2 separate regions of the Homo sapiens genome follow, and region 1 is linked to region 2. A link is a loop called in an ENCODE intact Hi-C map of the cell type or tissue named here. Cell type or tissue: PC-9. All regions are shown on one strand. Links, peaks and the distances in the headings refer to the core of each region. The heading gives the core; the rest is flanking DNA.

The links. A loop is a pair of places that touch in the nucleus more often than their neighbours do. Peaks named below come from ENCODE experiments on the same cell type or tissue, not always from the same donor. Only the 100,000 strongest peaks of a DNase experiment are listed, where the experiment ranks them.
Region 1: it touches region 2 in a loop (2.9-fold over the local background); 3 of 110 quality-filtered maps call a loop at or near these places.

The regions. Positions count from the first base shown.
Region 1 is chr7:27,103,907-27,120,308 of GRCh38, reverse strand. It overlaps HOXA3 (homeobox A3), which reads left to right. Exons shown (of 6, transcript NM_153631.3): 5 at 9,549-10,194; 6 at 11,589-13,299. The coding sequence starts at 9,669. The coding sequence ends at 12,394. Among named protein-coding and RNA genes, the nearest start is that of HOXA2, 9.4 kb to the right of the region's middle. RefSeq lists a silencer at 4,578-4,793 and enhancers at 6,696-7,197, 8,745-9,039. In PC-9, for the core only: a CTCF peak has its summit at 5,936; DNase peaks (open chromatin) are centred at 4,998, 6,778, 8,528, 8,888 and 2 weaker places; H3K4me3 peaks cover 6,450 bases; H3K27ac peaks cover 6,588 bases.
Region 2 is chr7:27,018,855-27,035,256 of GRCh38, reverse strand. It overlaps the pseudogene TPM3P4. Among named protein-coding and RNA genes, the nearest start is that of HOXA1, 69 kb to the left of the region's middle. RefSeq lists an enhancer at 4,264-4,969. In PC-9, for the core only: no CTCF peak of the experiment used is centred there; a DNase peak (open chromatin) is centred at 9,796.

The DNA.
Region 1 (16,402 bases), core at 2,868-10,867, 87 kb before region 2:
GGCCTCCCAAAGTGCTGGGATTACAGGCATGAGCCACCGCACCCGGACAATTTATGGCTTTAAGAGTTTTCATTTGCTCGACTGTTCCAAGAGCTTTGAAGGGGGCCCCTTCTCATCTTTGAGTTGATGCCTCTTCAGAAACTTGGGGGTAGGGAGGAATTTGCCAGCAATACCTCCAGGTCCCTTTCTAGGGTATCTGGAGAGCTCAGTGTGAATGATTGGTGAGGGGTATGAGGCAGGCAGCAGTAAGAATGAGAGGAGTGAGTTCTTGGGGGTCAGGAGAACGCTTTTTGGAAACCAGCTTCTACTCCTGTCCTCTATCCCCCAAACCTGAGAGAGGCAGGTTTTCACTTGGAGTTCTTACTTTCCAGCTTGTAACTTAGATAGGAGCTGGAAAAGTTCACATGGAGGTTCTCTTCCAGCTACACCACAGATTGAACCTTACTGAAATATTGTCACCAGCTTAGGCCAGGACTTGCTTCCAGGGGATTAGGTCTCTTCTTTTATTGCCTTTCTGATTTGGACAACCCATGAACAAGTTCTCTTATGAAAGGCCTTACATTTTCATCAGACCCCTTCTGTTCCTCTGCAGGGGAGGAGTGAAGGGGAGGAATCATGCACAGCCTCCTGCAGCTGCTATAAGTGAGTCCTCACACTCAGGCATAGCCAGCTGAAGACCCATTCTCCAGGAAAAAAAGAATATGGCCTGAGGATCTCACTAGCCTCAGAGCACTCTCAGAAGTTCAGAAACTAAGACCAGAAAAGAGAAGATTTTTAGACAGCTCATGAAACGGTACAATGTTGAAATTAGTGGGCAATGTCATCAGGCAGAAGGCAGGAGTAGGGGTGGAACCAAGGGTGGGAGCAGCTTATTTGTTTCAGTTAGGTTCTTCCTGAGCACAGTTGGTTCTCTACTGGTTTTCTGCTCAAGATTATTTTGAGAGTTCTGAAGGGGGCTCTTTCTCATCTTTGAGTTGATATCTCTATAGGAACTTGTGTGGGGGTGGGGAGAGAATTTGCTGGTGGACACAGAATTGTCTTGGAAAAGTGGGTGGACAGACCTGCCTGTGGAGAGGGTCCCAGATTGCCTTGTTAACTTAAGGCACTCCAGTGAAGGTTGATTCTTTTTCTTTTTTTTCTTATTTTTTTTGGGGGGGGGGGTCTCTTGCAGAGCAATTAGATCATTTCCTCTGATATTTTTTATGTTTAGAAACTTATAATTCCATGTATCACTCAGTTGTGCACTGAGGAAATGCTTAAGTGCAAGTTTAGTCAGGGCACTAGGTTTCTCTAGATTTTGCAAAACCCGGACCCACCACTCTATAGCCAAGCACATCTTTCCTAGTGGGCTCCCACTGAACAAAACCAACTGGACTTGGAGGAGATGCTTTAACCTTTTGTCAGGTAATTATGTGCCTTTTTGGTGTTTCTTGCGTCTGTAGTGTATGGTGTGGGTGTTAGCAAACTCCATACAATGGCAGGCTGTGAGGAAGTCCGCTGTCCAGGCCAGTTATTTCTGGGCCTGCCCCTTGCCTTTTGATATACTGGCCTGTGGGCCAGAGGAGACTGGGGTGCATGGGTGTGCAGGATCCAGCTTGTCCGTGGGTGGGAGGCTGTAAGGAAAGTTAAATGGATTCTAAAAATGTGAATAGCATTGCTGTAACCCTTGTGTTTGGAGGGTGTGTAAAGAAATATAAGTGGAGATAAGCTTGTATGTCTTATATGGCATTCATGGGAGGATGGCTCCAAGCATCCTATTGCTTAGACAGAACTCTTAAACTCAAAACTGCTGGTCAAGGTTCCCCACCTACCCTCCCCCAAAGCTAAATATTCTGTTTGGAAACCTAGTTCCTTCAGTGGTTCCCTATTTCAAATAAAAGGATTTAAGTTGACGTATGACCACGTGAGCACATAATACAGCGCATTATTGTGGCATTTGGAGCGGAGACCCAGACAGGCTTCGCCTGTGATTACGTTTTCTAGATTCTCTACAGAGCCAGAGCTTTCCCCCAACCCCCACGCACCCACCTCCTCCTTCTCCTTCCCCTTCTCCGGAGAGCGCTCTCTGAGCCGATTGCAGTTTTCAGCACTCATGGAGCGGTTCTGGGCGAGCTAGCCGATGGAAGTCGAGGCTATACCAGGAGGATGGAATTTATTTTAAGGTATTTCCGCCGATTGTTCATATCTAGAGTGAGTTATGGCTGTGAGAGACAAAGGTCAGGCGAGGAGACCCTGGCTCATGGACAGGACCCTCAGCCTCTCTCTTCCTTTGTTTCTCTTTTAGAACCGAAACCATTTGAAAGATTCCCAGTAGCGCCTCAGACTCTGAATTTAATTCCCTGGAAAGTGTTGGGGGTGTAAAGGAGGGGGCACTAGGGGGGCTCCTAGGTGGGCCCAGTGGCCCCCAGTGCAAGGGTGGCTTTGTCCACTGCAGCAGGGCAGGGCTGGAGTCTCAGGAGCTGATCCCCAGGCGGAAAGAGGGTCCAGAAGCCAGGTGCAGGCAGAGGTGGACCGGCTTGCAGGGCTAGATTGCCTGGGAGGGGTGGGGGATGGGTGGGTGAGAAGGGGAATCTCTCCCAGGATGGCGGTGTTTTCAGGCAGGGGATGGAGGATTAGGGGCTGACCTGAGCAGCCGGAGCAGCTGGAAGAGGGAAATCGATGAGGGAAATGTGCAGATGCGCTGCCATTTTATTGATGATGCTTCCAGGCACTTTGTTTAGTGCCAGATTGCAGAGCATGCTTCCCCACAAGCCGGACCCAAGAAGCCAGACCCAAGGATCTGAACCGGAGGGCCCGCCATTGTTTCCCTGAGCACCCTCTGCCCCAGAGGGTTGAAGAAAGACAGCTCAGACCTAGGAGAGCCTTGGGGTGGGGTGAGCATGCTGGATGCCCAGGGGCTCCTTATTCTAACATTCGGGAGACAGAGGAAGGAGGGAGCCAGGATTAGGTTTGGACTTCATCAGTGCGCCTGGTCTGGGCATTCCTTGTGTACCCCCAGCTGGCTTGGAGAGTTCCAGAACTGGCCAGTGGGCCCTGGGTTGGAGGGAAGTCCAGAGACAAGAGTCCTCAGGAAGCAGAGGCAGACATCTCTCCAGCTTCAGAGCCTCCAAAACAGAGCTGTAGCCAGGGTGGAGGCAGATGAAAGTTAAACTGCATGTTTCCAGATTATTGGGAAAGCCCCAGCTAATTGGGCTTTGGGGACCCCACACTCCTGGGAAGGGTGGGAACTCCCTGGAAAGGTGCAGGAAACTCTATTATGCTCCTTGCAGTAGGGAAAGGGATGCTTATAAGGAGTCAGAGGTCGGATGTGCCCCTTTCACTTCTTAAAATATAGATTATTTCTTTCTGTACGTGAAAAAAAAATCAAATCAGGCATCCCCTACTTGAGTGGGATTTACTACCCCAGAACGAAAGGGCCCTTCTGCCCTCCCCAGTGCCGGCCTCGGCAGTAACCAAGTGTTTAACTGAGGCCCTTTCAAGTGCTCTAAAACACCCCTTGGAAATAAAATGTAAGCTTTAATTGCTGTTCAATTACTTGTCAGCATTTCATATGATTTATGACCTAGTTCTGGCGCATTTTTGACCCAGTTAAAGACTCATAAATAATATAGTTTTGCTAGAAAGAATGAGAGAGGGAATAGAGGTTTGTTAGAGGCATCTTTTTATTGTTGCTTCAGTGCCAGCAAGCTGAATAAATATCTAAGGATGGACTCTGGTTCTACATAAAAGCATGCACAGTGAGAAGCCAAGAGCCACATTTATAGAGCTCAGATTGGTTTTTCCTCCCATGAAAGTGCTAAAGTGAGTCCATTACGTATAATGCTAAACTATTAGATATCAAAAAAGGCTAGTCCCCTTCTACCTCGAAATGCCAGCTTCACCCTCACAGGCAAGTACATTTCCTCAATAATTTTCCTCTCTATTCTGTGATTTTGGTGCCTCTTCTTACCCACGATATTCCTCACCTTCCTCCCCGGCTGCACAGCCTTGGAACCGCCAGAGGCCCTCTCAGACGCCTTCAGGAGGACACCCCTTGAATGGTAGAAAGACACCACGGGCACCTTTGCTGCTCCAAGTATTCTTCTAGTGCTGAGAAAATCTTTTCTTCTAGTCCCCCTGGATGAGAGATCGGGAGCCACGGGGATTTGGGGGAATTGGTGGAACCAAGGGGTCCTCTCAGTAAAGAAAAGCTCTGCGGTTTTGGGGGAGCCGGGTGAACTGCTGTGGGATTTGTCTAGAAAGGGCGCAGCGGCGGCGGCTGGTAATTTCTGGAGGTGGAAATCAACAATCGGCATTTTCGCTTAAAAAACAAAACACCAATAGCAAACCAACAAATAAAAACCTTCCGCCAGCATAAATTATTATTTTAAAATAATCTCGCCTACGCTTGCTCCAAAGCCAGTCCTTTGGATTTAAGCAGAGCGGCTTGAGGCTGGGGCACCGACCATCTGCATGCCAGGACGCTGGACCTTCATCTTGAGGTCGGAGCCCCACTTCTGCCCGCTGAGGCCCGCGGCCCAGGAGCCACGTATCGGGGCGGATAGAGGCCCTGGCCGGAACGAAGCTCCCGCCCCAGATCTCCCTGGGCTCCCACGGCTCCTCAGGTCTGGTCCCCGCGTTTTGCCCGGCAGGGTCTTGGCGCCAGTGGAAAGGTATGCTTTCAGGGCGCCCCAGCCCTTGCTCGGGAGCCCTCGGTCCCCTTGGCCCAGAGAATCCCTTCCCCTGGCAGGTTCTTACGGAGAGCTGGCCTTCCCGGCAGCTGGCTTAGCTGAGAAGGCGGTGAGAGTCGCGTCAGCAGTTTGGAGGAGAAAGTGCGGGTTGATTATTGACCCACGCCTTCTTTCTTCAAATGCCACATCCGACCGGGCGGGTTTGAAGAGAAAATGCCGCCGAACGGATTTTTGCGGCTGGCTCTCACCTCCTACGCGGCCAGCTCCCCCTTTCAAGTTGCTCTGCAATATGCCATAAGGAGCAAGTGTTTGCTGTTTTGTGCTCTGTTTACAGCTTTGGGGCGCCGAGTCATAAATCTTGCCCAGCCATAAATGACAAAAACCATTGGTATGCATGAGGCCACCCTGGCCCGGAGTGCTTTTTGATTTCTCCCTTTTCCCCTGGCTTTGTTTTTGCTCTAAGGTGACACTTTGGCTCCTTGACAGTTTAAACATACTACTTATATTTTTAACACCTTCCTTTGAGAAGGACCCGCCGTTGACGCCTTGGGATTGCAGCAAAAGAGAGAAATCTCCATTTCTCTTTTTGCCACACTCGTACCCTTGCAGAGTTTGCTTCTGAAGCTGGGAGCAAAGGAGGCTTTAGGAGGAAAATCATCCACTTTCAAGTTGTGGCAATATTACCAGGCAAATTCGGACCTTTCTTTTGCCCAGCTCAGCGTTACTCCATCCCACTAATGAGGAAAATATGTATATACATATATATAATATATATTATATATATAATATATATTATATATATAATATATATTATATATATATGTATGTTTTAGGAATCCGTTTGAGAAACCACATATTCCTCTGCCCTGCGTGTGTGTGTGTGTGTGTGTGTGTATGATGTCGGTTTCTCTTGGGGTCAGAGCTTTCTCTGTCTTCCCTGTGGGTGAGCTGCGTGTCTGCACTCTGAAATGGGCACATGAGCCCTGGAGATCCGCGTTTCTAAACACCCTTGTTTGTACCTGAGCCCAGAGCATCCCATTTCACTGCTGGAACAAGTACCTGTCTCTCCCAGGACATTTTTCTCCTGGCTGCTAGGATGTCAGCAGTTTCTGCCTGAAAATTTAACCAAAGAGAGCCCAGTTGGCTCTTGAGGGTCTCTAGAGAAAAGCCTTATCCCAGCTCCCCACACCCCCACCCAAAGATCTGTTTGGGAGTTGCAGGTGAAGTAAACTGGGCAAAGTCTGGGAAACTCACTTTTCTTGGTTCTCTTTCCCCTCACCCCACAATTGGAAGTGTCCAGGGCAGAGGAATACGAAGTTTCTCAAACGAATTCCTAAGAAATAGAGCCCAGCAAGAGAGCCCCTTTGTGAGAGCCGTTTGTCCTCATTAGCATAATTTTCCTGGACTTTCGTGACGCCTGGGAGCAGGAGAGGGAGGGCGTTGGGGGGTGGGGGGAGGCTGCCCTCCTCCCGCCACCGCCGAGCTCCCCTTCTCCCTCCGGTCCCTCCCCTCGCCTCAGCCCCATCCCCCACACCAGCCCGCGCTTCCCCAGCCGCCTTGGTCTCCCCTCCCGCCCGCCCCAACACCCCCCACCGCACCCCCGGACCAGACGCTGCTCCGCGTGTAATATTCATAAGAAACATACCCAAGTCGGTGCCACTAGCCCAGGCAGAGCCCGGCGCCGCACTAGCGCTTATCTCCGGGCCGCGGCTGCTGCCCTCGGGAAGGGCAGGGGGCGGGGGTGTGGGGGAGGGGTGGGTGGGTGGGGTGGGTGGGAGGGGGGTCCAAGCCGCCCCAGTCGGCCCTGGGCGAGCCGTGCTGGAGCAGCGAGGCGGCCACGCTCTGCGCGGCGGTGACCGGGCCTCGGGGTCTCCAGCCCGCCTGCCATCTCGGCTGATGCTGAGGGTCCGTGCCCATCCCGCGCCGAGGGGACCCGGCCGGGCCGCCAAGCCAGGCCGGGGGCCAGAGCCCGTGTCGGAGCCTGAGCCCGAGCCTGCGCTCGTCAGAAGTTAAGGTAAGCAGGGCCGCAACCGGCCGCTCCCGGCGCTGAATGGCGGAGTTTACGTCTCGGTGATTTATGGCTGCAGACTTAAATCTCGGTTCAAGAAGAGTTCACAAGCCGGAGCTTCCTTCCCGGCAGTGACTGATACCCTTACACTTCGAGTTCAGGCCGCTTTCCCATCCCCGCCCCCACCTCTTGCCTCTCCCCTAGCCCAGCCTTAACTTTTCTGGGTTGCAGAGGGAAGGAGAGGTGGGCAGGGGACTCGGGGCTCCTATCCGACGAACCCGCTCAGATTTGGGGTGAGGGAAGGCTAAGAAAGAGGAGGGAATGGGAAGAGGGAGCGATGTCTGAAGGACGGAGGTTGAATTTGGGCACATCTTCCAGAGAGACAATAGGGCTTGCTTCTTGCACTCAATTTAGCCTCTTCAACTCTCTTTCGGCTCTTGCACCTGGGGATTATTGTCCAGAAACAGATCTTTGTGGAGGAATCTCCCCTCATCCCCAGCCCTTGCTTGGCGGTACAGAGCAAAGTTTCCTGGCTGGCAAATCTCCAACTTCTTTACTAGGTTGCAAACTTTGGGGGCTGGGTTGGGGTGGGGGGATGTATGAGCTCCAAGGTGGTGGTCTGCTGACCTCGAACAATAGGAAGGATTTTGGTGGGATCCCAGAATCGAATTTATATTTTAAGTTTACGAGGGCTGTTGTATGCTCTTTGATTTTCAAAGATATTTTTGTTATTTTGTAAGACAATGCACAACTTGATAAAAAGGCTTAACTAAGTAGCAGGCTGGTATAACGTGATAATGGATTAGCAAGTCACTAGAAATATTGCATGTGCAAAATCAGCTTAATTTTGTTTTATCTAATATCTTGCTGTTCGAGTGTCTAATTTTCTTAACCTGACATTTTATTTTACACAAGCCTGGTATCTAAAAAATTTGTAATGGCAGACATTGACACTGCCAAATGTAATAGGAACTGTTTTCAGTAAAAGAAAAGGAAACGGATACACTAAATTGCTATTCAGTTTTAAGTTTTACTTTATCCTTTATTTACTTTCAACCATGGTATGTGTAGCTTCCTATTTCCAAAAGAGAAACAATGCTCCAGGGCTCATGATCACTGACAATAACTCTGGATAAGCGATGCTGTAATTTTTAATCGAGGTTCTGGAAAATTAATTGTGCCTGTTTTGCAGATGTTGGTAAGATTGTTGGCTTAATAATGAAATCTAAAGGAGTCCATTATCAACAATGGAATTATAATCATCTACTGGTAGATGCAATACATTATCTTTTTTTTTCTAGTTAACAAAGCATCTAATATTCCTGGAAAACTTGAATAACTCTGGGACTCAATATACATAGTTGGATTGCATGTTAACCATTTTCTTTTGAATTTGTTATAATTTTCTTGAGTGGTCAGAGGGACTAAGATTCTGAGTGTGTGTGTGGGTGAATATTTGAAACTCACATGGAACTTTTCTGTGCTGAGAACTAGAGGTTGACCATGCAGTGGTTGAAAACAAAAAGAAAACAGATTTAACTTTTGCAAACTGCTTTCTAAATGAAAGAGGGTTGAGGAGGTTTTCAACTGCTTTTTAGATTTTCAGGGTTATCCTTTACTTGGTATTTCTGAAGCAGGTAAATAGGCCAAGTAACAAAATATCAACAACAACAACAGCACACAAAGATCAGGAAACTCTGGCAGGATTTTATGGCTTGTGCTTCCATCCCTCGTCGGGAGCCAAATGACCCCCATACATCAAATTACATAGCAGTTTCTAAGACAGAACCTATTATCGTTAAGTTGGAAGGAGAGTTCAAACTGTGGTCATGGAGATGAACGCTGGTTTTTCAGGTTCCTGGAGGGGTTTTTTTTCCCCCTCTAATCCATCATGTTTTAACAGGTAGAATTTGATAGTTGCCCCGAATAACAGCACCTTAGAAAGTCCAAGACAGGAGGTTCTGGGAACCTTCTGTAACTGGGGGAAAGAAGTAAAGAAGTGGGGGTGGCTTGCTGGGAAGTGCCTGAGAAACAGGGAGAGGAAAGGAGTAAAGAACTCTCCAGGATTTTAGTTGTGACTTGCTGGGTGGGGTGTTACTGTTGGTCCCTCACCCTAAACACACACACACACACACACACACACACGCAATGTGTTCCACACAAAGTTTTCCCTCCCCCCTTGGCTTGGCCACAAGGGGTTCATTTGGAGGAGGTGAGTCATATCCCCAACAAGGTGGATTAACTTCCTAACAAGCTCAGCTTCTGAAATCCAGCATGGTTGGATGGGGCAAATTGCCTGAAATTTTTTGTGCAAACCTCTCTTGGGAGCAGGAAGGTCCAAGAAGGAGCTGGGTGGGAAGTTACCCCATCTCAGGGCTCTTTTGGCAAACATCAGTCCTAAAGCGGAGAAAACATTGGCGACCCAAGCTCCCCTTTGCCTCCTCGTTCCCTTCCCAACATTCCCAGAGTGGAGGAGTCTTGGGCCCTCTGGAGGAGGCCAAGGAGCAGAAACTAAGCGACACCCCAAGTTTCTTCTTCCCTGGAAAAGAAAGATCCCAGCCTTTTTCCTTTCTAGCCTATCAAGCCTTTCTCCTTTTGGATCCCGGCTCCTGAGAATCAGCTTGCAGCCCTCACTCATTCTCCTTCTCCCCGGAAAATCCCCCAACTCCAGACGCAAGTTAAGCAAATATTTGTAGCTGCCAGTAAATTCCAGCGGTTTTTTATAGCACGGCTCCCTGCGCCCGGGGCCAAGTCGTGCTGCTAAATATTGCTGACCACTTTTTCTTTTATGGCTTTCATGTCACTTAGCTATTGAGAGTAAGATGGATTTGCGCGGAGCCCTCACCGCGCTGCGCTTCTCGCCCCACCAGGTCTGCGCGGGGCGGCCATTGGCGGCGGAGTGTCACGTGACCGCGGGGGCGTGCCAATGTGCGCCCTCACGGGTGTCAAACCCCTGTCAGAGTGTGCGATCAAGATCGTGAAACAACGCGATGCAAAAAGCGACCTACTACGACAGCTCGGCGATCTACGGTGGCTACCCCTACCAGGCAGCCAACGGGTTCGCTTATAATGCCAATCAGCAGCCGTACCCGGCGTCCGCCGCTTTGGGCGCCGACGGCGAGTACCACCGACCCGCCTGCTCCCTCCAGTCTCCCTCCAGCGCCGGGGGCCACCCCAAGGCACACGAACTGAGTGAGGCGTGCCTGCGCACCCTGAGCGCCCCACCTAGCCAGCCTCCAAGCCTGGGAGAGCCGCCCCTGCACCCGCCGCCGCCCCAGGCCGCGCCCCCTGCCCCACAGCCGCCTCAGCCCGCACCTCAGCCCCCTGCACCTACCCCTGCCGCGCCCCCGCCTCCCTCTTCTGCCTCCCCTCCTCAGAATGCCAGCAACAACCCTACCCCTGCCAACGCGGCCAAGAGCCCCCTGCTCAACTCACCCACAGTGGCCAAACAAATCTTCCCCTGGATGAAAGAGTCTCGACAAAACACAAAGCAGAAAACCAGCAGCTCCAGCTCAGGTAAAGGAGTGCCTTCTGGAAGAGGGTCCTCTGGCCTGGCTCCTGGTCCCCAAGCTACTGCCCACGACATCCAGCACAGCCTAGGAGCGATGGAGCATGTCTGGAATTCACTGCTCCCACACCACTGCCCACCAAAAAGGTTTTCATAGTCTTTGCAACTTAGGGAGGTGATAGGCCTCTGTAGGCTGGAAAACACCAGAGACCTGCTGGGAGTCCCTCTGGACTTCTCCAAGGGCAAGTAGGGTCTAGTGCAGTTGGAATCTCTTCTTGCTCCACTCTTGGAGTTAGGACCTCTGTGCAGAAACAACCTGAGCTCCACTGTCTATCTTTTTAGCACAGCTCTTCTAATGAAACAGTGACATCCTCCCCTTACTGAAATGTGGCAGAATAAAAACAGGCCTAATCACCCTCCAAGACAGAATCAATGCTTTGCCTATAATCAGAGCCAATTTTTGCTCCAGCAGATGGAGTGGCTGCCTTACCTCTGGGAAGACCCTACTCAGACTTAGTACAATGAAAGCAGCCAAAGATCTCCTGGGGGAGGGGGATGCAGACTTATCATCCTAATGGGAACCACATGGGCCTCCTGAAAGCGGGCTCCAGTAGAGGAAAGGCCCCAGGCTTTAGGCTTCCTAGCATTTTGGTTACCTTTGCCCCTGCCTTCTCCAGTTGCCAGTGCCCTGCTCTGAGCCTGAGCATCTGGGACTTCCAGAGCTAGGATCTGGGGGGCCAGGGAAGACAGAAGGGTACAAGATTAGTGGACAAAAGCTGGGGCTGGCTGCTTGATGACATAGGGAACCCTAAAGAATAGGACCTAGCATGAAGGGCCTAGGCCTCCCCACCAGAAATACCTTCAATGGGATCTCTTCTTTGGGCAGAGAAGGCCTTCCAGTTTGAGGTTTCCAGTCTGCCCATCTCCTCTGGGTAGAGAGAAAAAAGTGGCCAGTTGAAGCTACTGCCTAATTATTGTCAGACAGTGTGGGAGGGAAATGAGTGTGTACATTAGGTTTCCCACATTTCAGTTACTGTGAAGAGAATGGAGATGCTGAGACCGGCCCACAGGGAGGCTGTTGTCCGATAGGCCAAAGGGACCAGTAAATGAGTCAGAAAGTTAATAGCTCTAAACAGAAAATCCAGACCAGGAAGGCAAACCGGGGGTTCTACTTCTCTGTCCTTTCCCCCGAGAAGGCTGTGATTTGCTCCTTGGCTAAATGAGGGAGTATCACTGTTTTACCCACCAGGAGAGAGGATAGCACCTAGTTCCTACTTCTCTCTGGGACCTGACGGATGCAGGAACCTTTGGGGCCTGGTGGAAGGAGGGGCCGGGCTGGGTCAGGGGCTGGGCGGGGCCGCGGCAGCCCCTGACGCCGCTCTTCCTCTCTCTGTCCTCGCAGGCGAAAGCTGCGCTGGCGACAAGAGCCCGCCGGGGCAGGCTTCGTCCAAGCGCGCGCGCACGGCCTACACGAGCGCGCAGCTGGTGGAGCTGGAGAAAGAGTTCCACTTCAACCGCTACCTGTGCCGGCCGCGCCGGGTGGAGATGGCCAATCTGCTGAACCTCACTGAGCGCCAGATCAAGATCTGGTTCCAGAATCGCCGCATGAAGTACAAAAAGGATCAGAAGGGCAAGGGCATGCTAACGTCATCGGGGGGCCAGTCTCCAAGTCGCAGCCCCGTGCCCCCCGGAGCCGGTGGCTATCTGAACTCTATGCATTCGCTGGTCAACAGCGTCCCGTATGAGCCCCAGTCGCCCCCGCCCTTCTCCAAGCCCCCCCAGGGTACCTACGGGCTGCCCCCCGCCTCCTACCCTGCGTCCCTGCCCAGCTGCGCACCCCCGCCACCCCCACAGAAGCGCTACACGGCGGCAGGGGCGGGCGCAGGGGGCACCCCCGACTATGACCCGCACGCTCATGGCCTGCAGGGCAACGGCAGCTATGGGACCCCACACATACAGGGAAGCCCCGTCTTCGTGGGGGGCAGCTATGTGGAGCCCATGAGCAACTCCGGGCCAGCCCTCTTTGGTCTAACTCACCTCCCCCACGCTGCCTCGGGCGCCATGGACTATGGGGGTGCCGGGCCGCTGGGCAGCGGCCACCACCACGGGCCGGGGCCTGGGGAGCCGCACCCCACCTACACGGACCTTACCGGCCACCATCCTTCTCAGGGAAGAATTCAGGAAGCACCCAAGCTCACCCACCTGTGATAGTGGGCTTGGGGCTACGCGCCAGGAGAGTCTCCCCCCACCCACCTTTTTTCTTTGGTTGCTTTTTTTTTTTTTTTTTTTTAGGTTCTTCCTGCCCTTTCCTTCCTTCCTTTTCTCTCTTCTCCGCCCCGCACTCCGTTTCCCGGTTTCCCCCCTCGTTGGTAAGGCGTTTTTATAGTTTATGTGACGTAGCAATCTTGGTTGCTGGAATGGCTGTATCATAGCGATATTTATCTCTTCCTGCTCCTCGATAGGCCACTGGCCCTGCACCCTTTACCTTCTCCACTCTTTGATCAGAAACAGGGTATATGAACAAATTTTCTAGTCGAGTTTTCAATGTGAATTTGTTCTTACATTATGGCTCCCGAGGGGAAGCGATTACTTTTTTTAATTTTAAATTTTTTTTTTAATTGCACTTCTTGTAAAGAGTGAGAAAAAAAATCAAAGGCGCTTTGAAACAGGGGCTCTCTGTGCAAGGATGACTAAGTGTACGTCTTTCCGTGTGTGTATGCTGGTGAACAGTCAGATTTATTTATATTTTTTTGCAAGCATTGAATAATCTAAGTTTTAAATATTATTTATCCCCATCCGTTCGTATTTATATTAAAGAATTCTGTACCCTGATGGTTCAGAAGGGTTCTTGGGCCTTTTGTTCAATTGTGTATTGGCGTACTTAGAATTTTTTTTATTTGAAAGAGAAATATAATTCCTTTAAACGGTAACGATACAATAAAACCAGAGAAGATCCAGCTTTTGAAAACAGTGATTTAGGTTTGTAACATCCGGCAAAACTGAAAAAAAAAATCTGTAAACGCGAAAAATACTAGATTTGTTTTGAGAGTTCTTCATTCCTTGCTGCTCACATTCTGAGAAACAAAAAGAAATAAAGTTTTTATTCTGAATAATATCCGTGTTAAGAAGGGGTTCTTTGGCCGAAGACGTGGGTCTGCGTGGAATTCAGGCCGAGGCGAGCCGGCAGAGCAGGCCGGACGCAGCAGCCCTCTGGCTCCAGCATGGGGCCTGGCCAGGCTATTCGCCTGGAAGCTCGGCGAATTCTCAGGATGGCGGCTGGGGCTCCAGGCGGCTGCGGCAGCTCTGGTAACGCCGTGCGGCGGGCCAGCTGGGCTGCCCGGTTCCCAGCTGCTGCGGAGGCAGGCTGAGGGCGCAGGGGCTGCCGAGTGCTGTGCACGGAAGAAACAAAGACATCCCGGCCCAAGGCGCAGCGGGAGCGCACAGGTGCCCCGCGGCCCAGCCGGGGGATAACGCAGGGCGGTCTTCTGCTCCATGCTCTTCCTCGGGTCAAAGCGGACCAACTAACGCCTAAACCTCGGTATTAGCCAGCCGCGCAGAGGATGCCGAGCACTTTCCGGGAGCAATCGGACTCCTGGTCTCCTCCGGGGATGCTTCGCGGTCTGTTATCGCGTCAGGAGGAAAGAATTGCTCCAAAAATCTGCACGCGGAGCGAAACAGTTTGAAAGGGACTGAGGCTCACCCAGGTCTCCAGCAAACGGAGGACTGAACTGGGGAGAGTCACCCTGAGCCAGCCCTTCCCTGGACTGCCGGAATCCCAGCATTAGCTTCCTGCTGAATGTAGTATTTGGCATTCTCTGAATTTATTTCCTCTCCTTCCCCCACCCAGCTTTCTTTTTATGGCCCCAGGGGGAGGGGGAGAGAGCAAGGAGATCGGTATCTTTGTAATAAAACTGCAATTTTATAAATTTTTCATTTGATGTTGTAGGAGCTAAATATTACATTTCCACTCCTGGATTTAAGATAGGGCTGCTTACTGACTGGCTAGAAGAGGCAAAAGAAGGCACAGTAAAGGGAAATATTTTCATCTTCAGATTTAAGGATTCCTCGAGAAAGGAATCAAATTCAGAAAATGCAGACCTCAGACCTGCATCCCCATCATCACCCCCTTCAGAGCTAGAAGCGAGGAACTGCTTTCGTCTGGGGATCAGGAGCATCGGATGTGAGAAATAAATCCCTATTCTCCCTGGATTGTATCTTTCAGAGACAGAAGTGGAAAATGTCGCCATTTTGTTTGCAATCCAAAATATCCATCATCATGGCCTTTATCTTCCCCCTGTGAAGCTCCCTCAGATTATCCTTAGAAGCAGGCACTGGAGCCATTTCTGGGTACCTGCTGGGTCCCAACGAGCTGCTTTTAGAGAAACTCCTCATGGTTTAAGGAAAAGGCTCGGAGGATGCCAAGCCAGGCTGCTGTGGAGAGCTCAGTGTTTCTCTCACACCCAGAGGTGCTTTCCCCATATCTGTCCTAAGGCTGCTGATATATATATCCTTTTTAAAGGGTTTGGGCTATGGGAGAAATAGATTTCCTCTCCGCACCTCAACCTCTGCGCCAAAATATGGCGCACCTCAGAAATGCAGAGGCTGCAAAACCAGGCTTTGTGAAGACTAGAGCTTCCACCTCTTCGTCACGCTAAGCAGATACAGGAGTCTTCTTTTAAGTAATCAGCTTAGAGACACGTGTAAAATTACCTGGAAAAATAAGGAACAGCTAGGGGAGAGATTCACCTAAGGATGAAGATCCTTCAGGGATATCACTATTTGAACACGTTTCTGAAATCTACTCTTTAGCTGAGGGAGGGGTGGTTTGGAGGCTTCCTCCTTCCCCCAGGGCTAAGATTTTAAAATGAGATTCTAATGTGATTTCCCGCATCTTACCAGTCAAGACATTCATTTTGGCTTTCAAAGAAAAAAGTATTGACTTCACCCCCCAGTTTCCTAGATATTAAAAAGAAATCCTTATTAAAATATCTCATAAGTTAAAGTAATAGATTTGGGGAAGATTTCAGTGTTGAGTGGTCAAAGAAAAGGGTTTTCTTCCAGATGGTATTTGAATTAAGGCGGCTGAGGCAGCAGAAAGCTCTCACCCACGCAGCCCCTGACAAAGCCTCAGAGATATGGGGGCAGCGCTGCTCCCTCTCTGCACCCCCCGCCCACGTTCCCTTAAGCCTGTAATATTTTCTGGTAAAAGCAGATGCCAAAAGCTGCCATCCCAGGGTTCGCAAAGCACCCTTCCTAAAAGGAGCCCTATAACCCTTTTCACTGCCAAAATATATTTTTTAAAAGACTAGTTTTCCTTATTTACTTGCATTTCCTGCTCTCCTCTTTGCTCGGCCACATTTTATCTTGGAAGGAGCTGGAAGCTGAAATGTGTTCTTAAGGGCTAGAAGCTGTCAAGGCTTTTGGTGAGCAAGATTGATCGCGCCCAGACTTCCTTTGGAGCTTTGTTTGGAATAAAAGCAAGAAAACTAAAAAACCTCACATTTTCCAAAATAGCATCTCTATCTGCAAGGCAATGCTCTGGGCTGGTCAATGATATAGGCCACTTATGTCTAATTTCCACCCCAAACCCTCTTTGACGCTGGCCTCAGAGATGGGGTCCTGCCTTTGCTCCTTGGTTGGCCTTTCTTGTTTTCTACGTAGATTTTTCTCCCCCTCCAACCTCTCTCTCCCTGACCATCAGAATGATTTATTTTCCTGCCATTGATGCCTGCCGGCCTGGGGGAGTCTGATCAGTTAGTCTATTTCAAAGGAAGCAAAAGCGAATCACCATCCTCAGGGTTTGGGGGGGAAAGAGGTACCTCCAGATCTACCTCTCAGCCTCCTCACCTCTTTCTGGCTTGGTGGATTTTTTAAAAATTATTTTTTGGTACCTAAAGGTGTTATCTTTTGAACCCTCTAGCACTGTCCAAGATGCGCTCAGTCTCAAGTCTCCGAATTGGAAAAAAGATAATGAAGGAGAACGAAAACCTTTATAATTCCTCCTTGGGTCGCCTCCTCTCCCCCGCAGTGCTGTTTCCCACAACAGAACCCGGAAGCAAACATCCCCGGTGCCCAAGGATCAGGAAGGTGTGGGAGGCAGTTCAGGCTGCCAGGGAGCACTCGCTGTATCTAAACCAACCAGCCCCCAACCAGAGCGACAAGGACAAGAAGAAGGGTAGAAAAAAAAGAGAGAGGGAGGGAAAGAGAGGAGCAAGC
Region 2 (16,402 bases), core at 5,083-13,082:
TCGGCCTCCTGGGTTCAAGCAGTTCTCCTGTCTCAGCCTCCTGAGTAGCTGGGATTACAGGCATGCACCACCACGCCTGGGTGATTTTTGTATTTTTAGTAGAGACAGGGTTTTGCCATGTTGGTCAGGCTGGTCTCAAACTCCTGACCTCAGGAGATCCACCTGCCTCGGCCTCCCAAAGTGCTAGGATTATAGGCGTGAGCCACTGTGTCCGGCTGACCATGTCTCTTAGAAAAAAAGAAAAAAGAAAAAGATTTAAGGCTTTTGATAAACATTGCCAAATTGCTTGCCAAAGAATGTGCTATGGTCTGAATGTTTTTGTTCCCTCACCAAATTCGTATGTTGAAACCTAATCTCCAATGCAATAATATTAAATAGTGGGGCTTTGGGGAGGTGATTAGGTCATGAGGACTCTGCCCTCATGAATAGGATTGGTGCTTTTATAAAAGAGGCTTGAGGGAGCCTTTTTGCTCTTCCACTATGTGAGGACTTAGCAAGAAGACACATCTGTGAAGCAAAAAGCCATCACCAGACACTGAATCTGTCGGCATTTTGATCTTGGACTTCCCAGCTTCTAGAACTATGAGAAATAAATTTCTTTGTATATTACCCAGTCTAAGGTATTTTTAAAAATAATAGACTGAATGGACTAAGACAAATGTGCAGTAGTTTTCAAAAACGCTTTTACATATGTTATCTGATTTGATGGCATAACAAACTCTACTTAGGCAGGGCAGATATTATTAGGCTCACTTGCTAGATGAGGAAATTGAGGTACATAAAGTATGAATGTATTAAGCAGGCTTATTCACCTGACGCTTAACAGAATTTGAACTAGGCATTGTGTGAAATGCAAAATGAATAAACTCAAAGTCGAGTTGACGAGATAGATATAGACACCAGTAAGTATAAAACAAGATGGCCTAAGAGAAGGTACAGAAGAGGTAAGAAGGACAATGAATTAGTGCCCAGATTTCTCTGGGTGCTGAGATCTCTTTCAGCCAGGGCCATGTGAAAACACTCTGGGGTGGCAGATGAGGGTAAGGAGGCATATGGAAGAGGGGGTGCTTCTGAGTTGGGCTGTACAAAACTGAAAAGGATTTCCATAAGGCCTGGTATAGAGATAAGGGAGCAGTGGAGGGGTATAGCAGGTTATTGCAGATAGTGCAAGCAAATGGATGTGGGGAGAATAAAAGAGGATATATATATTTTTTTATTTTTATTTTATTTTTATTTTTGAGACGGAGTCTTGCTCTGTCGCCTAGGCTAGAGTGCAGTGGTGCCATCTCGGATCACTGCAACCTCTGCCTCCCATGTTCAAGAGATTCTCCTGCCTCAGCTTCCCGAGTAGCTAAGATTACAGGCGCCTGACACCACATCTGGCTAATTTTTGTATTTTTAGTAGAGATGGGGTTTCATCATCTTGGCCAGGCTGGTCTTGAACTCCTGACCTTGTGATCCACCTCCCTCGGCCTCCCAAAATGCTGGGATTACAGGCGTGAGCCACCAAACCCGGCCAAAGAGGTAATATTTTAAAAATAATTTTTAGTTAAACAAACAACCACTTTTGTGTTTTAGAAATACACTTATTTTTGGCTGGGCGCGGTGGCTCACCCATGTAATCCCAGCACTTTGGGAGGCCGAGACGGGTGGATCATGAGGTCAGGAGTTCAAGACCAGCCTGGCCAAAATGGTGAAACCCCGACTCTACTAAAAATACAAAAATTAGCTGGGTGTGCTGGCAGGTGCCTGTAATCCCAGCTACTCTGGAGGCTGAGGCAGAGACTTGCTTGAACCCGGGAGGCGGAGGTTGCAGTAAGCCAAAATCATGCCATTGCACTCCAGCCTGGGCGAGAGAGTGAGATTCCGTCTCCAGAAAAAAAAAAGAAAAAAAGAAATACACTTATTTTCTTGGACTGTGGTAGAAGGATTTTGCTAAAAATATTGTTTCATCCTATCCTGTTACTGGCTTTCAGTAAATCACAAAGTGTTCACTTGTAATACTTTTCTTTAAAAATAAACATCCCAGGATTGTTTTCATCCTTTTTATTAATTAACCCCTAAGCATGGTGCTAAAATACTGGGCTTGTTTTTTTTGTACTGCATGACCAAACTCCTATATTTTGAACCACTTAAACACTTCTCATGAGAGCCAGACATCCCTAGTAGTGTGTGCTCACAATAGCTAATGGCTTAACAAGCACTGTCAGGCAGCCTCACATTTCAGCTGCTCGTTTTGCTGAAGGCAGATAATTTATGCTACATCCCACAGCACAGACCAAGTACATAAAACCAGAGAGGAATGTTAATGGAAAAAATTACAAATTCTTAAAGTGACAGGGCTTTTATAGTTAACTCTTTTAATCAGTTTGCAGTGTTATCAGGTTATGTGAAAGTTTGAATGAAATATGGAAAATGATAAATGAAAGAAGTTTGTAAAAGGCAACAAATACAGTATATTTGATTTAAAACATAGGGCAGTGTTTGGCACATAGTAGGCATTCAGAAATGTTTTTTGAATGAATAAGTGAGTGGGTGTATTTTTAATTTCTGATGTACTTAATATACATTTTATTTTGTTACTACTAAATTTTACTGAACTGGCAAACTTTTTAAATATGTGGAATGAATTGTAAGACTGATAAATCTTTAAGCAAATGTAGTTTAATTTTTGCTAGAATTTTTTGAGACATTTGCCTTATTTTATGGCTATGACTTAATTATAAATATGGGCAGAATATTAATCATAGCTGTCAGACAATTCAGATTTTTCAATTACCTCAGATAAATTTTCTGCTTAGTTTAGTTAGAGCACAATAGTAAGAGCAAGATTGTAGGGTGGACCAATCTAAAAGTGTTATGATACCCTGGGTAAATTAGTTCTTCCTAGGAAAGACTGACACATTTTCTTCAAATAGAAAAGTTACTTCTGGTAAGAGCAAGAACTGATTCTCAAAAAACACTATATTTTACTTTCTCTGTTCAGAGAGTTAGGCTTTCAATTTGGTTAACAAATAGCCCTCTGATTTTTTTTTTGTAATAAAGGAAACAGTACCTACTAATTATTAAGTACTTTTCATTGGTAGTGACTGTACTAAGGCCTGTACTGAGACAGGCATTGCCTCATTTATTTTTATCCTTACTCCAACATTATGAGGTATATACTATTATCATCCTCATTTTACAAATGTGGAACAGAGGCATAAAGCCAAGGGCACAGAGCTATTAATAGATGGAGCTGGAATCCAAATAGAGCTCTGATTCTAGTATTTAGTGACTGAGTATTTAGTCATTGTCTTTCTACGTGTATGTTTAACTTATCTAAAATAGTTCATAAGGTTTCATTTGAAACTTATCTCACTTGCCAGTGAATGTGCTACTGTTTGATGCTACAGAAACATTTTCACTTTCTTTCACTTTTAACTTCCTGTTCTCTAGGCCTTAGGAACTAGGTAACCTAATAAACTTGCCTTTTGAAACAATACTGAAATAGCCAGCATTTATTGGCTGCTCACTTTGTACCAGGCACTTCCTAATTGTTTTACAAGCATCTTATTCATTACAACATTCTTCTACTATTCGCCCCTATTTTACAGATCAAAAAATGAAGCTTAGTCAGGTTAAGCAACTTTGCTACCAAAGTTAGGAAATGTTGCTACTAAAGTTAAGCAATTTAGCAAAATTAAGCAACCCTAAATCACATAGGTTAAGTAAGTAAGTAGTGGATTTGGGATTTGAACTCAGGTTGTTTGACTGACAGTTGGCTTACTTAACCACCCTGTTCTACTGCCCTTTTTTTTTTTTTTTTTGAGATGGAGTCTCACTCTGTCGCCTGGGCTGGAGTGCAGTGGCGCGACCTCAGCTCACTGCAACCTCCACCTTCTGGGTTCAAGCGATTCTCCTGCCTCAGCTGCCGAGTAGATGGGATTACAGGCGCCCACCACCATACCCAGCTAATTTTTGTGTATTTTTAGTAGAGGCGGGGTTTCACCATGTTGGCTAGGCTGGTTTTGAACTCCTGACCTCAGGTGATCCGCCCTCCTTGGCCTCCCAAAGTGCTAGGGTTACAGGCGTGAGCCACTGCGCCCGGCCTTCTACTGCCTTCTTAAATTAAGTAGTGGGCCTGTCTCTGAGCAGATTCAGACACCACTTCCCCTCCCTTGTAAAGCACGCCTCTCACTGACATTCCCAGTCCACCAAGTGAGAAGCCTGCAAAACTCAGACTCCCATAGAACATTGCTCTGAGACCTATCAGGCCTGCACATGTTGGAATGTTCCGTATAGATTTTGTGATTCCTCATGGTTAGAACATTGACAGCCTTCAAGATTCCCCTAAGGGAGGACAAACTTTTTTCTGACATGTGAGCCACTCTCTGGTTACAGATGGAGGGCGTGGACTGCATCTGTCTTGGGGCTGCTTCTCTCTCTCACTTACCAGCTGAAATGCCCCAAACACTTGCCTGCTTATTTTTGTTCTTGCACTGTTTCCCACAGTTTTTTTTTTTCCTTACGGCGAAGCACAGATCTTTCTGTTTCATGTGGCACCAGCTGTCTGGTTTGCTCCCTCTGTACCTGTTACCACCAGCTGGAGCAAATGGGAAAGAATACATTTGGTAGAATGGGGCTGACCCATGAGGCCTACCTCTGTTAGCTCAGTGGGTACCCTCCACAGGGGAAACAGTGTGAGTTTTTGTAATGTTGCTACTCTCCCTGGGAGGTCTTTTAAGGGCTGAGTACCTAAAGATGTTTTTCTATCAGACTTTTTTTCCCTCCGCCCCCCGCCTAGGTTCCATCTTGCATTCCACTGCTAAATCAGATTAACACCAAAAAAACTAATACCCGATGGGATGTTACAGTTTACAACAGATTTTATATTCATTCTCTCATTTAACCCTTACAACCACCTGGTGGTAAGTATAATACATATATTTAGGTATGAGAAAACTGGCTTAGCTGGTGGTTGAGGTGGCTCATGCTTGTAATCCCAGCATTTTGGGAGGCTGAGGCAGAGGGATCACTTGAGCCCAGGAGTTTGAAAACAGCCTGGGCAACATAGGAGATCCTATCTCTATAAAAGAAAAAGAATTTAACAAAAAAGAAGAGAAAACTGGCATAGAGTAGTTAAGTAATTTGCCCAAGATCATGCAGCCCAATATACTTTTGCCAGGGAATCCCTGTTCCTTTCTGCTATCTGATACTATAGCAGCTTTTTCTCTTTTTTTTCTTTTCTTTTCTTTTCTTTTCTCTTCTCTTCTCTTTTCTTTTCTTGTTTTTTGAGACGGAGTCTCACCCTGTCACCCAGGCTGGAGTGCAGTGGCACTATCTCGGCTCACTGCAACCTCCTCCTCCCTGGTTCTAGCAATTCTCCTGTCTCAGCCTCCTGAGTAGCTGGGATTACAGGCCTGTGCCACCACACCCGGCTAAATTTTGTATTTTTAGTAGAGACGGGGTTTTACTTGTATTAGTCAGGCTGTCTCAAACTCCTGACCTCATGATCTGCCTGCCTCGGCCTCCCAAAATGCTGGGATTACAGGCATGAGCCACTGTGCCCGGCCTATAGTGGCTTTTAGGTAGCATGATTATCAAGTTGAGTGAAGCTCTTGAGAGGTGTTTTATACCATGTAGACTCTTTGTAGCAGAGAGCATTTAGAATTTGGAGGTCAGCACAAGTGGCCAAGCTGTGGCAGGTGTTCAATAAATTGTTGTCGAACTGAGCTGGTCAGATATTGTCACCAATTTAGCCTCAGGCAACCCTTTTAATCTCATTTGCCTTGTATTCTTTTACTGCCCTAATGGTCTCAAAAGGTTGTTGTAAGGATCAAATGAGATAACCTATATCACTATATAGAGTGATATAGAAATGTAAGGAATTATCTTTATGCCAATGCTTTAAATTCTGAATTTTTCTGGCAAACACCACACTTTCTATTTCCTTTATGAATATTTTTCTTTGAGATGATCTTGTCTCAAAAATGCTGTGGGAGTATTTTAGTGACCGATTGTATCCCTCTTTAAAAAAGAAAAGTAGAAGGAAAATGGAGAAAAAAAAAGAACAAGGGTTAATGGGAAGTGGAAAGGGTAAGTTTTAGGCCTTGGAGGCTGCACTTTTAAAGAAAGACAAACAGCAAAACAGTTGAAGAGCAAGTAAAAGAGCAAACATTTACAGAGTTCTTACTGTGAGCCAGGCGCTGTTCTACATGTTTTGGTGTATTAACTTGATTAATCCTCACAGTGACTTTATGAGGTAGATACTCTTCTTATCGCCACTGTACAGGTGAAGAAACAAAGCACGATGTGGTTAAATAATGTGTACAGGCCATACAGCACCTAAGTGTTAAAGCTGGAACTGAGGCTAGTCAGCATTGCACCAGGGCTCCAGTGCTTGCCTCTTCACCATGCTGCCTTTGTAATCTGGGATGTGAGAGAAGCAGCACATGGGATATCTTTTAGAAAACTGAAGAAAATGCTTAAGGAGAGAGCATTTGATCCTGCTGTAATGTTATTTGTCTTCAAAATACTTTTTGCTCACTGTTAAAACACAGATGAATCAGCAAAGCCATAAGATTGGTAGCTAATGTTTTTGTCTTTTAGCCTGTCCTTCAACCAGAACCAGTCCTAGCTGCTTTTACTGGTGATTTTCTAAATTTTATTTTTCAGTTTCCTGATAATTTATTCTTTCCCCCAAACTATAGTGCCAATAGCCTGAGTAAGAATGAGACTTTCTTACTTAGTGTAGTTCTTCTTTCTTTTAGCCTCCTTGCACTGAATGAAGCTATTATCTCTTTCTTTTTAAATTGAATATTTTGAATAGGCAATATAGTTCAAAAATAAAAAGAATAAGAAGGCATGTCATGAAAATTCTCCTTTCCACTCCTTTCATCATGCTTAGTTCCTAAACACCCCAACCCCAATAATCAGTATTCTTAGTTTGTATTCTATCTTTTCAGAGTTTCTTTTTTTTTTTCAAGACTGAGTCTTGCTCTGTCGCTCAGGCTGGAGTGCAGTGGCGCGATCTCGGCTCACTGCAAGCTCCGCCTCTCGGGTTCAAGCGATTCTCCTGCCACAACCTCTCGAGTAGCTGGGACTATAGGCGCCCGCCACCACAACTGTCTAATTTTTTGTATTTTTAGTAGAGACGGGATTTCACCGTGTTAGCCAGGATGGTCTCGATCTGCTAACCTCGTGATCTGTCCGCCTCGGCCTCCCAAAGTGCTGGGATTACAGGCATGAGCCACTGCTCCTGGCAAGTTTCTTTATGAATATAGAAGCAATTATGATTTTTTTTAAAATACAAAAGGTAATACTATTCTGCATCTTACTTTTTTAACTTATTGTATCTTGGAAATCTTTCCATATTACTACTTAGAGAGCATTTTCATTTTTTCCTTTCTCATTTTTTACAAGGTATAGTAATTCGTTTCGTGGAGTATACTTTATTGGACCAGTCCTTTATTGATGGACATTGGAGTTTTTTAGTCTTTTTAAAGCTACCACTTAAAATGCTTCAGTGAAGGGGCAGGAAAGGTAAAATTAAGACAAGAAGCAACATCTAGAAAATCTCCAGATACGAAGTTGTGATCTAGGAGGCAGGAATGAAGAAGTTCTGGCTCTGTCTTGTGATGGGGCACATCTGGAGTGCCAGAGGCTTGCATTTTGACTACACCTGTTCTAGTTGGAGAAAGAAGGAAAACAACTAGCATGGTGAAACCTCAACACACCTGAGCTTGGTTTACTGCAAAGTCTCGGGGTGAGGACAGATTGACAGCTGGTGTATGAGCTGCCCAAAGGTAAACTCTTGTAATAAAGAAATTGATGGCATGATAGATAGAAGTGAGATAAGTGCTATTAACCACAGGTAAACTTCTTTCAACAGACTGCTACCAATTCTCATATATAACTTGCAGTACAAAAAAATTAGTTCAACAACTCTATTCCTAAACCTTTAAGTAAGCTCTGACACCTTATCAAAGAGCAAAAGAGTAGATTTGTCTTTTTACCTTGGACACATGTCAAATAAAAAACCTCAGCAAAGGGTAAAGAGTTTAAAAAAGAAATTAAATACCTTAAACATGTGATGTTTAGTACTTTATTAAATGCTTCTTTTAATGACAGTATCAAGGAACAGTTTCATCTTAGGCATTCTAAGGTTAATAATCACATATGTAGGATTTTATGTCATAGTTTTGATATGGATTCATGGTTTCATACTGTTGATAAATAAGAAATAGCTTGTAAGCTATCACAGATCATCACTGTACTTTAAAAAATGGAATATAGCTGAAAAACGCAAATATATAATTTACACCAGTGTTACACAAATGTGATTTTAGGGATTGACAGTGAAATGTAAGTTTTTTTTGTTTTGTTTTGTTTTTTGAGATGAGTAGAGTCACACTCTGTTGCCAAGGCTGGAGTGCAGTGGCATCATTATGGCTCACTGTAGCCTCAATTTCCTTGTCTCAAGCGATCCTCCCATCTCAGCGTGCTAAGTAGCTAGGACCATAGTTGCATGCCACCACACCTAGCTAATTTTTTATTTTTTGTAGAAATGGGGTCTCCCTATGTTGCCCAGGCTGGTCTTGAGCTCCTGGGCTTAAGTGATGCTCTCATCTTGGCCTCCCAAAGTGCTGGGATTACAGGCAAGAGCCTCTGTGCTCAGCCTGATATTTTAAAATGTTAATGTTGCAAAAGATTTTCTGATCTGCGTGGTTAAGAAAGAAAACTTAATATTGCTTCTGATATTCAGCTATAAACTCAGGTGTTGTTTTGGAGGGACTGGTTTTTTATATCAGAAAGACAGTTATCAATATTCAGTATCAAAACAGTTGCACTATTGATTTCTCTTTCTCCCAATCGGCCCCAAAGAGACCACATCAAAGGAGAGTACATTTCAAGCCAATAAGCTGCAGGATGTACACCTAACAGACCTCATAGAAACCTTACCAGAAAATGGGGACTGGGTAGGGAAAGAAACTTTAAAAGATCAGCAAACTGCCAGCCCACGGACTGCAGAGGCTGTCACAGCCAGATGGGGGTGGCCAGGGTGCCACAAACCCAAGGAAGCAAAGTTTCAAAATAATACAAAATTTAAAAAAATTTTGTATATAAGGTATTCAAGGTTTCTCCAGCACTGACTGATACAAAGCACAATGAGATGGCACTTTTAGAGATAGCAACTTCAAACCCAGAAAAGGCTAATGAGATGAGTTTCACATGGCTAAATCAGTGGCGAAAACATAATCTTTCTTTCTTTCAAGAAGGTAGGAAAGCAATTAAGTAGTCACCTCAACCTAAGGGGCACGTGATCCATTCTGTAAGCAGTTGGGAGGACAAAAATTTGGTCTCAGAGGTCTTACCATCTTAATTTGGTCACTTCTAATGAAAAAAATTTGAAATAACGTTGTCCAAAGATATCTTTCTTTGTTTTTTTTGAGACAGAGTCTCACTCTGTCGCCCAGGCTGGAGTACAGTACATGATCTAGGCTCACTGAAACTTCCGCCTCCTGGGTTCAAGTGATTCTCCTGCCTCAGCCTCCTGAGTAGCTGGGATTACAGGCACACGCCACCACGCCTGGCTAATTTTTGTATTTTTAGTAGAGACGAGGTTTTACCACGTTGGTCCGGCTGGTCTCAAACTCCTGACCTCGTGATCCACCTGCCTTGGCCTCCCAAACTGGTGGGAATACAGGCGTGAGCCACGGCACCCAGCCAGGTTTTCAGCTTTAAAATATCTTTTTTGTTTTTTTTTTGTTGTTGTTTGGCTAACTCCTCCTGGAATCACCTTTCTGGTTTGGCTGGTATTTTGTACAGAGCAACGAGGTTTCTCATAGTGGAGTCTTTTCCTGGGCTCTGTTTGGCTCTCAGTAAGGCAGGCCTATACTTTTTCCTCTCCTCTATGGAGAGGGCAATATGCATTTAGCTGAAAAGTCACCTTCCGAAAGTGAGAAAGGGATTAGATTGCTGCTTCAGAGCTGTGGAATTATTTGGAATGTTTTGCAAATGGTTGCTACAAAACAACAAAAAAGGTAATTACAAAATGTGCGCATCGTAACATGCTTTTAAAGACACTTGCACATCATAACATGCTTTTAAAGACACTATGCATTGTGCTCACATTCCCTTAAATGTTGTTTCCAAAGGTGCTCAGCCTTTAGCCCAGCTGGAATCTCCAGGAAGAGGCAGAGACAGTTTGGCAAAAAAGAAACAGGGAAGGAGGGGGCTGCGAAAGTAGAAAGCAGCCCCCAAATTAAAGATCAGCCCTCAGTTAAAGATCAGCTTCAGGCAGGCCGGCCTCAGGTGGAGTCAGGGACAAAGGGAGGAGCAGCAGCAGGGTAGGACTGGGGTGTTCTACATCTCATTCAGGTCAAGCAGAGTCTGGTACAGCATCCTTTGTGTACAGAGGTTCTCCTCTTTGTTGCATTTCAGTTTATATTCCAAGTCATCAGTTGTCTTTTCCAGCTTGGCTACCAATCTCTCAGTAAACTCAGCACGGGTCTCTGCCTCCTTGAGTTTGTCAGTGAGAATCTTGATCTCTTCCTCATATATGTCTTCTTTTTGAGAGTATTTTTCTTCAGCATCACTTAGACACTTCAGGTTCTGGTCCATCAGTCTGATCTGCTCATCTGTCTCTTGGCAGCGGGACTCTGCCAGCTCAGCTCGTTCCTCTGTGCATTCCAAGTCTCCTTCAATGATCACCAACTTACGAGGCACCTCTTCATATTTCCTATCTGCCTCTTCTGCAATATGCTTAGCTTCTTTGAGTTGGATTTCCTGGAGTTCCATCTTTTTGTTTGTTTGTTTAAGACAGAGTCTCACTGTCTCGCCAGGCTGGAGTGCGGTGGCGCGATCTCAGCTCACTGCAACCTCCGCCTCCTGGGTTCAAGCGATTCTCCTGCCTCAGCCTCCCGAGTAGCTGGAACTACAGGCGTGTGCCATCACGCCCAGCTAATTTTTTGTATTTTTAGTAGAGACAGGGATTCACCGTGTTGGCCAGGATAGTCTCAAACTCTTGACCTCGTGATTCGCCTGGCTTGGCCTCCCAAAGTGCTGGGATTACAGGTTTGAACCACTGCGCTGGGCCCTTTTCTTCATCTTTTAAGGCCTGGTTTTATTTGTTTGTTTTGAGACGGAGTCTCACTTTGTTGCCCAGGCTGGAGTGCAGTGGCACGATCTCGGCTCACTGCAAGCTCCGCCTCCCGGGGGTCACGCCATTCCCGGGCCTCGGCAAGGCCTGGTTTTCAATAACCTTCATATCTCTTTCACTCTCATCAGCAGCTTTCTCCTCTTCTTCCAGCTTTTGCAGGGCAGTGGTCAGGCGCTCCTGAGCATGGTCCAGCTCCTCTTCAAACCTGCTGGATCCTACGATTCAAGGAGGCCACCTCAGCCTCCTTGTTCCCGGCCCACTTTTCTTCCTCAACTTCTCACTGGAGGCGCTCAGCTCTCTCCTCTGCATCATCTGCCTGCTGCTGCAGAACCTGGATCTTGCACTTCACTTCCTCCATGGTGGCGATCCCAGCCATGGTGCCGACCCAGCTACTGCTCCAGTTCTGGTTCCTGCCTCTTCTGCTCAGCATTGCAGCTGCTTCTCCTTTCTTTTATTTTTCTGTATTAAGTTTTGTTCCCTTTTGTTTTTAAAGCAACAGATGAAAGGAGATAAAAATGTCAAGGAAATACTGACTTGAACTTTATAAATATTGGTTCTGATTGGGGATGATAAAGCAGGTAAAAGAAAGGAGCTGAAGTATGACTGAAGGAATCAGATTTCTCTAACCTTGATATTCAAATTGTATTCTATAGATATGATTATAAATAGCAAGATTCTTTAGCATTTGGAGTTAATTAAATTGTGAGGAAGTTATCAGGGCACATTTTGTGTTCTTCATTACTCTGAGAAACTTTTCTGAGGTTCATTGAGAAAAATATTTTTAAACTCTGTGAAATCCAAGTAACTCTGGAGGAAAAGCAAATTGAGCAATTTGTTCTTTCCTCTTTGAGGTTTGATAAGGTGTAAAAATGTATTTAACAAAACAACTTCTTTTTCCTTAAAAATTTTGATCAATAACCCTGAAAAAGTTTTTTTTAATTCAATTCAGTATGTTAATTTTATGCTTTCCATAAATACATTTTTTGAATATTTAAGGTAACAGTTTCAGAAACATAACTGAATAGCTTGCTTGTTCTTGAACAAAGAGTTTGAATCTATGATGAACTAAATTAAGTTATGTCTTCCCAAGTAGTCCACTTAGACACTGACTTGTTACCCTCTTTCTCAAGTCCAGTTTTTCTGAGACTGGACCAGTTACATTAGGATCACCTTGGGTCTTTAGGTGTGATTATTGTATTGTGATAATGCTAAAAATATTCATTCTTTTTAGAGATACAAACTGAAGTGTTAGTGGATAAAATGTCAAGATATTTGGGATTATTTTAAAAAGAAATTAGGATGAAGGGTAAATGAGTGGCAATGTAGATGAAACAAGACTGGCCATATGTTTATTTATGGAAGGTGAGTGAGGAGTATGCGGGTGATGTTATAGTATTCTCTCTAATTTAGTTTAGGTTTAAAATTTCTATTGCAAATAGTTAAAAGAATCATTTGTGGTCTTGTTAAAAATTCAGATTCCTGGACTCCACCACAGATCTTTTAAGTCAGAGTCTCAAGGATGAAAGATAGAAAATGGCTTTTAAAGTAGTCCACTTGTGCTCACTGAAGTTTGAGGATCACTGGTAAAAAGTTTCCTTATGTACCTCACTCATTGTGTATCCATGTCATCCGTGTGTATTTAGTGTTTTTCATCATTCACCCTATTTTCCCATTTGCGGAATGCAATAGCAAGTTAAAGCAATTATACTGAATTTGGATAATTCAAACTTTAAAATTTTGTTTCAAAGCATTCATAAAGTGAAGCCAAATAAAATTTAAAAAACCTTTATTTTTAACTGAAATAATCAAATAAATACGTTGGCTTTTTTTTCCACTTTCAGCTGGGAATGGATTACTTTTGTGAATGTCTTAAATTTCTTCTCTTACCAGGGCATCAGCATCCTATTCCAGACATCTACTTGCTTTCACCAGTAGTTCCTTGTTCTTTCTCAGATGTACCATATTACCAGGCACCTCTGAGACTTTGCTTATGGGATTCCCTCTAATTGAGACATTCATCAATCCCCTCTTTACCTGGTTAATTTCTATACCTTCTCCCCACCGCTAACACCTCTCACTTATTCAGGGAGGCCATTATTGTATTTGCAAGGTTGGATTGCATTCTATTCTTTTGTGGTTCCATAATATGCTGTAATACAATAGTGCTATAATGCTGAACATGCTATATAGCACTTTACACTTTGTCATAAGACTCTATTTTTCTGCCCTCCTCTCTCTCTTCAGCTAGACTATAAAGTCAGTTGGTTAAAGATTGTGTGTTTTATGATCGTATCTCCACTGCTGTGTACTGTGCCTGGCACATAGGAAATACTTACTGAATACATGACGAACAGCTGAATGAGTTCACAAAGTAGCTATCTAACATGCCCAAGCATCTTAGGAAGTGTTGCAGTCATTCTTTACGGCAAAAAAGAAAGAAAGAAAGAAAAAAAAGCTTCCTGGATATAAGACACACTTCTTGGTCATAAATATAGATCTTGGAAAAAAGTTCCTGAAAGGAGGACTAAACTGTAGCAAGAATTTGTCTTGGGTATAATAATGTTGATAATCACTTTGCTTCTATGCTTAGCCTTTTTCATATATCTTTATTAATTTCTCATAATTAAATTATATCTCTTGACCCGACTTTTTTCGAATATTTTATTGTGAAAAATTTCAAATGTCCAAAAGAGTCCAAAGAATTGTGTAGACTGGGCACAGTGGTTCACATTTGTAATCTCAGCACTTTGGGAGGCTGAGGCAGGCAGATCACTTGAGGCCAAGAGTTTGAAACCAGCCTGGCCAACATAGCTGTATTAGTCTGCTTTAACACTGCTGATAAAGACATACCTGGGACTGGGCAGTTTACAAAAGAAAGAGGTGTAATGGACTCACAGTTCCATGTGGCTGGGGAGGCCTCACAATCATGGCAGAAGGTGAAAGGCACGTCTCACATGGCAGCAGACAAGAGAAGAGAATGACAGCCAAGTGAAAGGGGTTTCCTCTTATAAAACCATCAGCTCTTGTGAGACTTATTTACTACCACGAGAACAGTATGGGGGAAACCACCCCCATGATTCAGTTATCTCCCACTGGGTCTGTCCCACTATACGAGAGAATTATGGGAGCTACAATTCAAGATGAGATTTGGGTGGAGACCCAGCCAAACCATATCAATAGCGAAAACCCATCTCTACTAAAAATACAAAAAAGTAGCCAGGCCTGGTGGCTCATACCTGTAATCCCAGCTACTCGGGAGACTGAGGCACAAGAATCGCTTGAACCCTGAAGGCAGAAGTTGCAGTGAGCCAAGATTGCGCCACTGCACTTCAGCCTGGGCAACTGAGCAACACTCCATCTCAAAAAAAAAAAACAAAACTGTGTAGTTATGTAGTGTACCCATACATCCATGACGGGGATTGTACAGTTAAAACACAGTGTCCCAAAAGTCTTAGTGTAGTTTTAAGTTTTAATAATTTCAGAAGCATAAATGCTACAGACTTATAAAAACACCCTTTAAATACTTATTTAAATGTATTTCATACTTACTTAATTTAGTGAAATTTTTTCCCCAGTGGATGAGATTCTTTTTTAAAAAATCCATCCCTTCAAGCATTTGTTATTTGAGTTACAAACAATACGATACACTTCATACGTTATTTTAAAATATACATTTAAGTTATTATAGACTATAGTCACCCTGTTGTCCTATCAAATAGTAGGTCTTATTCATTTGTTCCATTTTTTTGGCACTCATTAACCATCCTCATCTCCCCCGATTCCCCCACTATCTTTCCCAGCCTCTGGCAACTATTTTTCTACTCTCTGTGTCCATGAGTTCAATTGTTTTGATGTTTAGATCCCACAAGTAAGTGAGAACATACGATGTTTGTCTTTCTGTGCCTGGCTTGTTTTCCTTAACATAATGATCTCCAGTTCCATCCATGTTGCAAATGACTGGTTATCATCCTTCTTTATGGCTGAATAGTACTTCATTGTGTATAAGTATCACATTTTCTTTTTTCTTTCTTTTTTTTTGAGACAGAGTTTCACATTTGTTGCCCAGGCTGCAGTGCAATGGTGTGATCTCAGCTCACCACAACCTCTCCCTCCTGGGTTCAAGCGATTCTCCTGTCTCAGCCTCCCGAGTAGCTGGGATTACAAGCATGAGCCACCATGCCCGGCTACTAATTTTTGTATTTTTAGTAGAGATGGGGTTTCACCATGTTGACCAGGCTGGTCTCGAATTCCTGACCTCGTGATCCACCCGCCTCAGCCTCCCAAAGTGCTGGGATTACAGGTGTGAGCCACTGTTCCCGGCCAAGTACCACATTTTCTTTATCCATTCATCTGTTGATGGACACTTAGGTTGCTTCCAAATCCTAGCTATTGTAAACAGTGCTGCAGCAAACATAGGAGTGGAAATATCTCTTTGATATAATGATTTCCTTTCTTTGGGGGATATACCCAGCAGTGGAATTGCTGGATCCTATGGTAGCTCAATGATCAGTTTTTTGAGGAACCTCCAAATTCTCCCTAGTGATTGTACTAATTTACATTCCTACCAACAGAATACAAGGGTTCCCTTTTATCCACATCCTCACAAACATTTGTTATTGCCTGTCTTTTGTATATAAGCCATTTTAACAGGGGTGAGATGGTATCTCATTGTAGTTTTGATTTGCATTTCTCTGATGATCAGTAATGTTGAGCACCATTTCATATGCTTCTTTGCCATTTGTATGTCTTCTTTTGAGATATGTCTGTTCAAATGTTTTGCCCATTTTTTGATTGGGTTGTTAGATTTTTTTTCCTATAGAGTTGTATGAGTTCCTTATATATTCTGGTTGTTAATCCCCTATCAGAGGAGTATTTTGCAAAGATTTTCTCCCATTCTGTGGGTTGTCTCTTCATTTTGTTGATTGTATTCTTTGCTGTGCAGAAGCTTTTTAACTTGATGTTATCTCATTTGTCCATGTTTGTTTTGGTTGCCTGTACTTGTGGGACTCAAGAAATTTTTGCCCAGACCAATGCCCTAGAGATTTTCTCCAATTTTGACTTGAAGCAGTTTCATAGTTTCAGGTCTTAGATTTAAGTTTTTTTTTTTTTTTTTTTTTTTTTTTTTTGAGACAGAGACTCACTCTGTCACCCAGGCTGGAGTGCAGTGGCACAATCTTGGCTCACCGCAACCTCTGCCTCCTGGGTTCAAGCAATTCTCCTGCCTCAGCCTCCCAAGTAGCTGGGACTACAGGTGCCCAC